2 separate regions of the Homo sapiens genome follow, and region 1 is linked to region 2. A link is an interaction called in ENCODE POLR2A ChIA-PET data of the cell type or tissue named here. Cell type or tissue: MCF 10A. All regions are shown on one strand.

Region 1 (5,000 bases), 160 kb before region 2:
AGGCTCCAAAGGAGACTCCAGTCTCAGGGGAAGTGCTGGAGACCTTAGGCCCTTTGGTTGGATTCCTGGGGACAGAGAGCACACGACAGATCCCCCTACAGATCCTGCTGTCCCATCTCAGTCAGCTGCAAGGCTTCTGCCTAGGAGAGACATTTGCCACAGAGCTGGGATGGCTGCTATTGCAGGAGTCTGTTCTTGGGTATGGACCTTCGAGAACTTCAGATTCTAACTCATTCTATACCCAGTCCCTCAGCCACCATCATCAGTGGCAGCCTGTTCCATATTCTTAAGGTCCCCTGGAGCCCTGTGTCCGAAATCCTAGCATGTCCTCTTTTCCCCTTCCTTTTCCTCACAGTTCCCTCAGCTCCCCAGCCCCCGATTTTCTTCCTGTCCCCAGGAAACCAGAGTTGTGGAGCCAGGATGAAGTAGAGCAAGCTGGACGCCTAGTATTCACTCTGTCTACTGAGGCAATTTCCTTGATCCCCAGGGTGAGATGAAGGAAGAAGGGAAGGGAGTAAATGCATAGAGGGGACTGGTGAGCTGGTTATGGGGACCCGTGGCCAAAGAGGGCAAAGGATATGAAGCCTAGATCTGGGGGGAGACTGCAAAACAGAGACAGGACTTTGGACTTAGAGCTATAGCAGCAGGTCCTGATCTGTCCAGATCTCCCCACTCTCCTTCTACCTTCTCATGCAGGAGGCCTTGGGTCCAGAGACCCTGGAGCGGCTTCTAGAAAAGCAGCAGAGCTGGGAGCAGAGCAGAGTTGGACAGCTGTGTAGGGAGCCACAGCTTGCTGCCAAGAAAGCAGCCCTGGTAGCAGGGGTGGTGCGACCAGCTGCTGAGGATCTTCCAGGTGAAACTACCCAAATACTTATATGTCCAGCAGGATGTACAGGGAGTATCAAACGGTCTGGGTTCTACATGTGCTCTTCCCTGGGACTGGGTTTTCTAATTTATAAAGCAAAGAGTTTAGAGGGATGATCTTCAAGCCTCTTGTAGTTCTAGAATTCTGTAGTTCTGGGAGTTTGTAAACTATTAAGTTTTCTTTTAGCCCAGAACTTCCATTTTCCTGCTCTCTCGTGTCTGCTCTAGACTCAGCTCTAGCTCGGCTAAGTGTGGAGCTCTCTGCTGGGGAGATCCCTAGAAGCTTTGAAGGAGACATTGTGAGGCTGGAGAACTGGGTTCAAATTCAGTGCTACCATTAAATCTCTGAATAACATCCTCAGTCTTCCATCTATAAAAGTCTTGGCATCTCCAATCACTTCTTGTTCTATTATCTCCTAAGCCCTATACATATTACTCTGTAATACTCCTTTGATCCCTATTTCTCACAGTGCTCTATCCTCCAAAGGTTGGAAGACTCACTCTATCTACAGATATCTCTCTGGGCATATTTTATTACTGCGCTGACCTCCTGGCCCTGCCTTCCCCCTTCAGAACCTGTGCCAAATTGTGCAGATGTACGAGGGACATTCCCAGCAGCCTGGTCTGCAACCCAGATTGCAGAGATGGAGCTCTCAGACTTTGAGGACTGCCTGACATTATTTGCAGGAGACCCAGGACTTGGGCCTGAGGAACTGCGGGCAGCCATGGGCAAAGCAAAACAGGTTAGGGATGGAGAGCCAACTGGGGTTGGCCATGAGGAAGCTATTTGGGTGTGATGTAGGACACAAAGAGAATGGAGAGTTGGATGAGAGGTGGGGGAAGCAAGAGATAGAAGAGTTAGAAGATTTGGGTCACAAGTAGGAGGTGAAGGGAGATAAATATTGAGGAAAGAGAGCTAGTATAATGAATAGAGGGACGAAAGCAGTGGTTACCAAATTTTAATGCATATCACGATCATCAAGGGAACAGATTTTTTTCTTTATTTTTTTTTCTTTCTTAAAAAAATAATGGCATGCTTCGGCTGGGTGCAGCGGCTCACGCCTATAATCTCAGAACTTTGGGAGGCCAAGGCGGGCAGATCACGAGGTCAGGAGATCAAGACCATCCTGTCTAACACGGCGAAACACGGTCTCTACTAAAAATACAAAAAAGTTAGCCGGGCATGGTGGTGCACACTTGTTGTCCCAGCTACTTGGGAGGCTGAGGCAGGAGAATGGCGTGAACCTGGGAGGGGGAGCTTGCAGTGAGCCGAAGTCAAGCCAATGCACTCCATCCTGGGTGACAGAGCAAGACTCCATCTCAAAAAAAAAAAAAAAAAAAAAAGGCATGCTTCATGAATTTGCGTGTTATCCTTGCACAGGCGCCATGCAAATCTCTGTATCATTCCAATTTTTTGGGGTATGTGCTGCTGAACTGAGCATGGGAACAGTGCCAGTGCCAGATTACCATGCTTCACTGACTTAATAAAAACCTTTGGGGAGGCTGGGCGCAGTGACTCATGCCTGTAATCACAGCACTTTGGGAGGCGGAGGCAGGTGGATTGCTTGAGCCCAGGAGTTAGAGACCAGACTGGGCAACATGGTGAAACCCTGTCTCTACTAAAAATAGAAAAAACATTAGCTGGGTGTGGCGGCACATGCCTGTAATCCCAGCTACTCAGGAGGCTGGGGTAGGAGAATCCCATGAGTGCAGGAGGTGGAGGGTGCAATGTGCCAAGATCGCACCACTGCCCTCCAGCCTGGGTGTCAGAGCAAGACCCTGTCTCATAAATTAAAAAATAAGCCTCTGGGGGAAAGAGTCTAGACATCTGCATCTCCTTTTTTTTTTTTTTTTTTTTTTTTTGAGACAGAGTCTCACTCTGTCACCCAGCATCCAGGCTGGAGTGCAGTGGTGTGATCTTGGCTCACTGTAACCTCTACATCCTGGGTTCAAACGATCCTCCTGCCTCAGCCTCTCAAGTAGCTGGGACTACAGGTGCACCACACCTGGCTAATTTTTGTATCTTTGGTAGAGATGGGGTTTCACTATGTTGCCCAGGATGGTCTCGAACTTCTGGGCTCAAGCAATCCTCCCACCTCAGCCTCCCAAAGTGCTGGGATTACAGCTGTTAGCCACTGTGCTGGGCCCTAGGCATCTGTTTTAATAAGCGTCTCTGTGTCTGATGCACATAAAAGTGTGGAACTCATGGACTAGAGTTAGTTTGCTCTTCTTTTCCACTGATTGTAATGTCTTTCAAAACACCTTAGAGGAACTGTAAGGCAACGGTCTCATTTTATAGTGGAGGAAACTAAAGAAAAGGCAAATGATTTACCTAGAGTTATACAGCTAAGGGCAGAGGCAAGACTTAAAACCCAGCAGTATGACTCCCAATCCACTGCTTTTCCACTCACATTGTTCCTGTCTTTCTCCTAGTTGTGGGGTCCCCCCCGGGGATTTCGTCCTGAGCAGATCCTGCAGCTTGGTAGGCTCTTAATAGGTCTAGGAGATCGGGAACTACAGGAGCTGATCCTAGTGGACTGGGGAGTGCTGAGCACCCTGGGGCAGATAGATGGCTGGAGCACCACTCAGGTAACACTTTTCCTCCTCCCTACGGCTTCCCAAACACCCATCCCACAGACCCAGCCCTATAGATCATCTAAAGCCCAAGGAATTTTTTTCCTGTGACCCTACCTGGTCCTTCTTTCTATCTTTTGTTGATACCCCATACTAGTGACCTTCAGGACTCTGATTTATTCACTCTGAGGCCCTGGACACATAATACTGTCTCCTACCTCTTTTCCTGGAGGCTTCCTCTTTTTCTTTCCTTTTCTTTTCTGAGTCCTCAGCCTTCCCCATGACTCCTTAGGTCTTAATAGTAACAGAATATAACCCAGTAACACCTATCACTTCCCTGTCCATTAATTCTCCATAACTTTCCTCCTTCCCCTCTTCTCCCACCCCCCACCCCAGCTCCGCATTGTGGTCTCCAGTTTCCTACGGCAGAGTGGTCGGCATGTGAGCCACCTGGACTTCGTTCATCTGACAGCGCTGGGTTATACTCTCTGTGGACTGCGGCCAGAGGAGCTCCAGCACATCAGCAGTTGGGAGTTCAGGTCATTTGTGAAGGGGCTGAGGGTGGTGGTGCTGAGGTAAAGGTGGACTTACTGGGGAAAGAAGGATCATGAAGGTCTGGTCCCATGGAGGAAGGGAACTCATTTGAAGCCATCTCTTCCTTTGTCTCATGACCACAGCCCCTTTCACTGAAGCCGAATTCTTCTTCCTTCCTTCCTACTGTTCTACAGCCAAGCAGCTCTCTTCCTCGGCACCCTGCATCTCCAGTGCTCTGAGGAACAACTGGAGGTTCTGGCCCACCTACTTGTACTGCCTGGTGGGTTTGGCCCAATCAGTAACTGGGGGCCTGAGATCTTCACTGAAATTGGCACCATAGCAGGTGGGGAGCTGGGCCACTGCTGGTGCAAGTTGGTTTGGTTTCTATACCATGGGTGGACTGGATGGAAGACTGCCCTGCAATTCTTAAGGTGGGGGCCTGAGGGTGTTTAAATAAGGGGCTAGAGACATATTGGGGAAGGTCTATGATAGGGCACTTTGGGAGTAGTTAGAGAAGGTCTATAGGTTTGAAGAGAGGGAAGGTCAGTCTAAGACAATGTTTGGATGCCACTTGCTTCAACAGCTGGGATCCCAGACCTGGCTCTTTCAGCACTGCTGCGGGGACAGATCCAGGGCGTTACTCCTCTTGCCATTTCTGTCATCCCTCCTCCTAAATTTGCTGTAAGTATTAATGGACTGGGGTGACCACAGGAGAGCCAGGGCCCAATGGGGACTACATGCATGCACTGATTCCTACCCCTGCCCTCAGGTGGTGTTTAGTCCCATCCAACTATCTAGTCTCACCAGTGCTCAGGCTGTGGCTGTCACTCCTGAGCAAATGGCCTTTCTGAGTCCTGAGCAGCGACGAGCAGTTGCATGGGCCCAACATGAGGGAAAGGAGAGCCCAGAACAGCAAGGTGAGTTCCCAGCTGCACAGCTTGATCCTCCATCTCCTGACCCAGAATCAAACCCCTAATTTGGTGCTGTCTGGCTCTTAGAGTGCACCCAGGGAGATCCCTGGAGTGAAG
Region 2 (5,000 bases):
GAGACAGGGCTTCTCCCTGTCACCCAGGCTGGAGTGCAATGGGGTGATCTCAGCTCACTGCAGCCTCCATCTCCCAGGCTCAAGCGATCCTCCCATCTTAGCCCCCTGAGTAGGTGGGACTACAGGCACGCCCACCACCCATGCCTGGTTAATTTTTGTATTTATTATAGAGATGGGGCTTCGCCATGTTAGCCAGGCTGGTGTTGAACTCCTGGGCTCAAGCGATCCTCCTGCCTTGGCCTCTCAAAGTATTGGGATTACATGAGTGAGCCACCGTGCCTGGCCACCCTTTGTTTTTGAAGTGTCTGTCCTAAAGCACTTTGGGAAGAACTTGGGTACCTTCTATTTGTGGGTGCTCTAAAAACTATTTAAAATTAGTTCATCAACCTAAAATATTTTCTACTTATTTTATTAAGTTCTTTTATTTTTAATTTGTTTTTAATATGATATAAATTTTAAAAAGTTTTTGGTTTTTAATTTTGTATTATTACATACTTTTTTAACTTCTTATATGGGCAGAGATGAATTTGGATTCAGAAGTTTAATTTTCATTTAAGAATGTTACTGCTGGCCGGGTGTGGTGGCTCATGCCTGTAATCCCAGCACTTTGGGAGGCTGAGGTGGGTGGATCACCTGAGGTCAGGAGTTCGAGACCAGCCTGGCCAAGATGGTGAAACCCCATCTCTACTAAAAATATAAAAATTAGCCGGACATGGTGGCAGGTACCTGTAATCCCAGCTACTCGGGAGGCTAAGGCAGCAGAATCTCTTGAACCCGAGAGGCGGAGGTTGCAGTGAGCTGAGATCATGCCACTGCACTCCAGCCTGAGCAACAGAGTGAGATTCTGTCTCCAAAAAAAAAAAAAAAAAAAAAAAAAAAGAATATTACTGCTAAGGGCTAGGTGTCGTAGCTCGTATGTGTAATCCCAGCACACTTTGGGAACCTGAGGCGGGTGAATCACCTGAGGTCGGAAGTTTGAGACCAGCCTGGTCAACATGGTGAAACCCCATCTCTACTAAAAATACAAAAATTAGCTGGGTGTGGTGGTGCACACCTGTAATCCCAGCTACTCAGGAGGGTGAGGCATGAGAATCGCTTGAACCCAGGAGACACAGGTTGCAGCAAGTCGAGATTACGCCGCTGCACTCTAGCCTGGGCAACGGAGTAAGACTCTGTCTCCAAAAAAAAAAAAAGTTACTCATTGTATTGTATTTCTTGCCAATCTTATTAGTCTTTTATAGGAAGTTTGAAAGAAAATTGATTGGTGGAAGTGAGAAAAACTTGTACCATTAAATTACAAGAAATAGCCAGCCGGGCACAGTGGCTCTTGCCTGTAATCCCAGCACTTTGGGAGACCGAGGCGGGCGGATCACGAGGTCAGGAGATTGAGACCATCCTGGCTAACACGGTGAAACCCCGTCTCGACTAAAAATACAAAAAAATTAGCCGGGCGTGGTGGCGGGCACCTGTAGTTTCAGCTGCTGGGGAGGCTGAGGCAGGAGAATGGCGTGAACCCGGGAGGCAGAGCTTGCAGTGAGCCGAGATTGCGCCACTGCACTCCAGCCTGGGCGACAGAGTGAGACTCTGTCTCAAAAAAAAAAAAAAAAAAAAATTAAAACAAATCTGGCCTGCACTGCAGCCTGGGTGACAGAGCGAGACTGTTGTCTCAAAACAAACAAACAAAAAACAAGAAATCTGGCAGATCACTTGATTTCAGGAGTTTGAGACCAGCTTGGGAAACTTGGCAAAACCCTGTCTTTCCTAAAAAATACAAAAAATTAGCTGGACGTGGTGGCGCATGCCTGTAGTCCCAGCTACTCGGGAGGTTGAGGCAGGAGATCGCTTGAACCCAGGAGGCGGAGGTTGCAGTGAGCTGAGATCACGCTACTGCCCTCCAGCTTGGGTGATAGAGTGAGACTGTCTCAAAATAAAGAAATAAATAAATAAAATTACAAGAAATGTTTGTATGTTTATACTTACTAGTTTTACTTATTTTTATTTCTTTTTGTTATTTTTTGCAAATACTAGTAGAGCAGAGTGAAGGTTTAGGTGTGATACTAACTAAATTCTGTTTCTCTTTCCTTTCTCTCCTTGGTTTTGTTTTTATTCAGAGCCTGCAACTGGTGAAAGAAAAAATGGATCTACTGCTGTTGCTGAGTCTGTTGCCAGGTAACCAAAGCTGGATGCTATTTAGAGTTTAATACACAGCTACTGGTGATGAGGGTAGATGGTTTATCAACAAAGGAAAAAAGTTAAAATGAGAAAGTTAAAATGAGACTCTTTCATAAAGGATTTAGCAATGTTTTGAATGGATCATAGACTTTTTAGTTAATACTTTTTTAAGTTCAGTGAAGCTTTTTTCTACACCTAGAACTAAGATAATTGAAATGTCTTTACTTTTGTTCATGTGAGAGTTCCTTTCCCCCCTTTTTTCTGTTGCTGATACAAGAGTCTCCACAATCTCAGGATTGTTGATCCAATTGATGAGAAAAAGAAGGATTAACAAGAGATAGCTACAGACCTTGTTCCTTCTGCAATCGCATACTCAGCTGCAGCCTCAGGTCATTTTCTCTTCTGCCTGCCAAATTAACTACTATGTTGAGCTGTTATTTTTGCTTTGTCATGGATGTTGTAATGCTTTGAGGACGAGTATGACCCCATACTGAGGTTTTGGTTGGTAAGCTTTGCCATCTGGTGGCTGTGAGAATACAATTGTTTCAGGCATGAGTCATCCAGCCTGAAAACGCTAATAGCAGTTGGTGAAACATAGGCAAGAATTCTTCTTTTATTTTCTTTTTTATTTTTTGAGACAGAATCTTGCTCTGTTGCCCAGGCTGGAGTGCGGTGGTGAGATCATGGCTCACTGTGACCTCAACATCCTGACCTCCAGCTATCCTCCTGCCTCAGCCACCTGAGTAGCTGGGGCTACAGGCATGTACCACCTCATCTGGCTAATTTTTGTATTTTTTGTAGAGATGAGGATTTTACTATGTTGCCCAGGCTGGCCTTGAACTCCTGGGCTCAAGTGATCCACCTGCCTTGACTTCCCAAAGTGCTAGGATTACAGATGTGAGCTACCATGCCCCACCAAGAATTCTTAAATTAGAGGCTAGGCGGGTACTGTTAATAACTAAAGTGGCTAGGTACAAGACAGAGTGTTTTTTTTTTGTTTTTTTTTTTGAGACGGAGTCTCACTCTGTCATCCAGGCTGGAGTGCAGTGGCACGATCTCCGCTCACTGCAAGCTCCGCCTCCCGGGTCCACACCATTCTCCTGCCTCAGCCTCCCAAGTAGCTGGGACTACAGGTGCCAGCCACCACGCCTGGCTAATTTTTTTTTTGTATTTTTAGTGGAGACGGGGTTTCACCGTGTTAGCCAGGATGGTCTCGATCTCCTGACCTCGTGATCCGCCCGCAAGACAGAGTGTTGAGGACAATGGCAAACTGAATGTATGGTCCATGTGAAAGGGTGTGCCCCACTCAACTCCAGCCAGTAGTTGTCATGTGAAACTGCAAACTTCTTGTTGCCACATCTTTGTTTTTAGAAAGAAATCTGGATTTTTAAAAATAAAATATCAAATAAAAGAGGCCTGTGGACTAAATGTGACCTCACTTGTGAGTTTCTGACCTTTTTCAAAGTCTTTTGATCTGTTCTTAGCTATGTCTTAGAGAGATTAGTTCCTCATTGGGCTATTAGTATATTTAATCTGAAACATAAGTACCGTAGAGTCCTTTTTCATTTGAAGATCCCTTAATGATATATAGTCTTAGAAGCTGAAGAAAGTGGAGTGTGTATCTGGTCCATTTGGCTTTAACAGAATTTTTGGCCAGGAATAAGTTGTTATTAGTCTGTACTTGTGCATATTCAGAGGGAACAGAGTATGTTGCTGAAGCTTCTAGAACTCTTAGGGTAGAAAGTAGAGAGGAGAAAATAAGGAAAAACTTTGAGCAGAGGGTTGGAATGGTGGATCCTAGAATGAGATGAAATTTTTGATATTGTTGTGAATAAATTTTTCTATATAAGAATCTAAATTTAAAAAAATTCGACTTGTTTGCTATTGTGTTCACTCTAACAAATCATCTAAAGTAAGCTCTGTCACAATATTGGAAGTGGTCCTTGGTTCATCTGCATTTAGGTGGAGATTTTTTGTTTGTTTGTTTGAGACAGGGTCTCACTTTGTCAACCAGGCTGCAGTGCAGTGGTGCAATCACAGTTCACTGCAGCCTTGACCTCCCAGGCTCAAGCGATCCTCCTGCCTCAACCCCACAGGGTGCTGGGACTACAGGCACCTGCCACCAGGGGCTAATTTTTGTGTTTTTAGTAGAGATGGGGTTTCGTCATGTTGCCCAGGCTAGTCTCTAACTCCTGAAGCTCAAGTGATCCACCTGGCTTGGCCTCCCAAAGTGGTAGGATTACAGGTATAAGCCACCGTGCCCAGCGTACATGAAACTTTTAAGTGTTGTTTGTAACTGTACTCTGTTCAAATTACTTGCTGTCACCTTATTTCTCAATCATTTTACTACAGAAGGTTTCAAGCATATACGAAAGTAGAGAGAGTAGTATAATGGACTGCCATGTATTCATCACCCAGTTCCAAAAATTTCTTATGGCCAGTCTTGATTCATTTATATTTCCAGCACCCCCCTCCCTACTGAATTATTTTGAAGATAATTTCAGCATTATATAATTTTATCTGAAATACTTCAGTGCTGTCTCCAAAAGATAAGGATTCTTATTTTAAACTTAACCGTATTACTATTATCATACTTTAAAAAATTGACAATGGTTCCTTAATATCATGAAATATTCAATGTTCAGATTTCTCTGATTGTCTCATAAATGGTGTTTTACAGTTTGACTCAAGATCTAAATAAGGTCTGCATATTGCATTTGATTATATCTCTTTAAGTCTTTTAAAATACAGAGTACCCCTCCAGTCTTTTTTTTTTTTTTTTTTTTTTTTTTTTGCCTCTTGCTTGCAAATTATTTGTTGAAGGTACA

The links. Peaks named below come from ENCODE experiments on the same cell type or tissue, not always from the same donor. Only the 100,000 strongest peaks of a DNase experiment are listed, where the experiment ranks them.
Region 1: POLR2A ChIA-PET joins it to region 2 with 5 read pairs; 1 of 35 experiments calls an interaction of 5 or more read pairs at or near these places.

The regions. Positions count from the first base shown.
Region 1 is chr15:43,599,849-43,604,848 of GRCh38, reverse strand. STRC (stereocilin) reads left to right here. Exons shown (of 29, transcript NM_153700.2): 20 at 3-199; 21 at 398-488; 22 at 697-853; 23 at 1,438-1,607; 24 at 3,298-3,453; 25 at 3,835-3,977; 26 at 4,167-4,315; 27 at 4,556-4,653; 28 at 4,742-4,889. It also overlaps the pseudogene RNU6-554P. Among named protein-coding and RNA genes, the nearest start is that of CKMT1B, 8.3 kb to the right of the region's middle. In MCF 10A, no CTCF peak of the experiment used is centred here; a DNase peak (open chromatin) is centred at 2,388.
Region 2 is chr15:43,438,695-43,443,694 of GRCh38, reverse strand. It overlaps TP53BP1 (tumor protein p53 binding protein 1), which reads left to right. Exons shown (of 28, transcript NM_001141980.3): 15 at 2,112-2,169. Among named protein-coding and RNA genes, the nearest start is that of TP53BP1, 52 kb to the left of the region's middle. RefSeq lists an enhancer at 1,078-1,681. In MCF 10A, a CTCF peak has its summit at 2,684 (motif pointing left); a DNase peak (open chromatin) is centred at 2,644.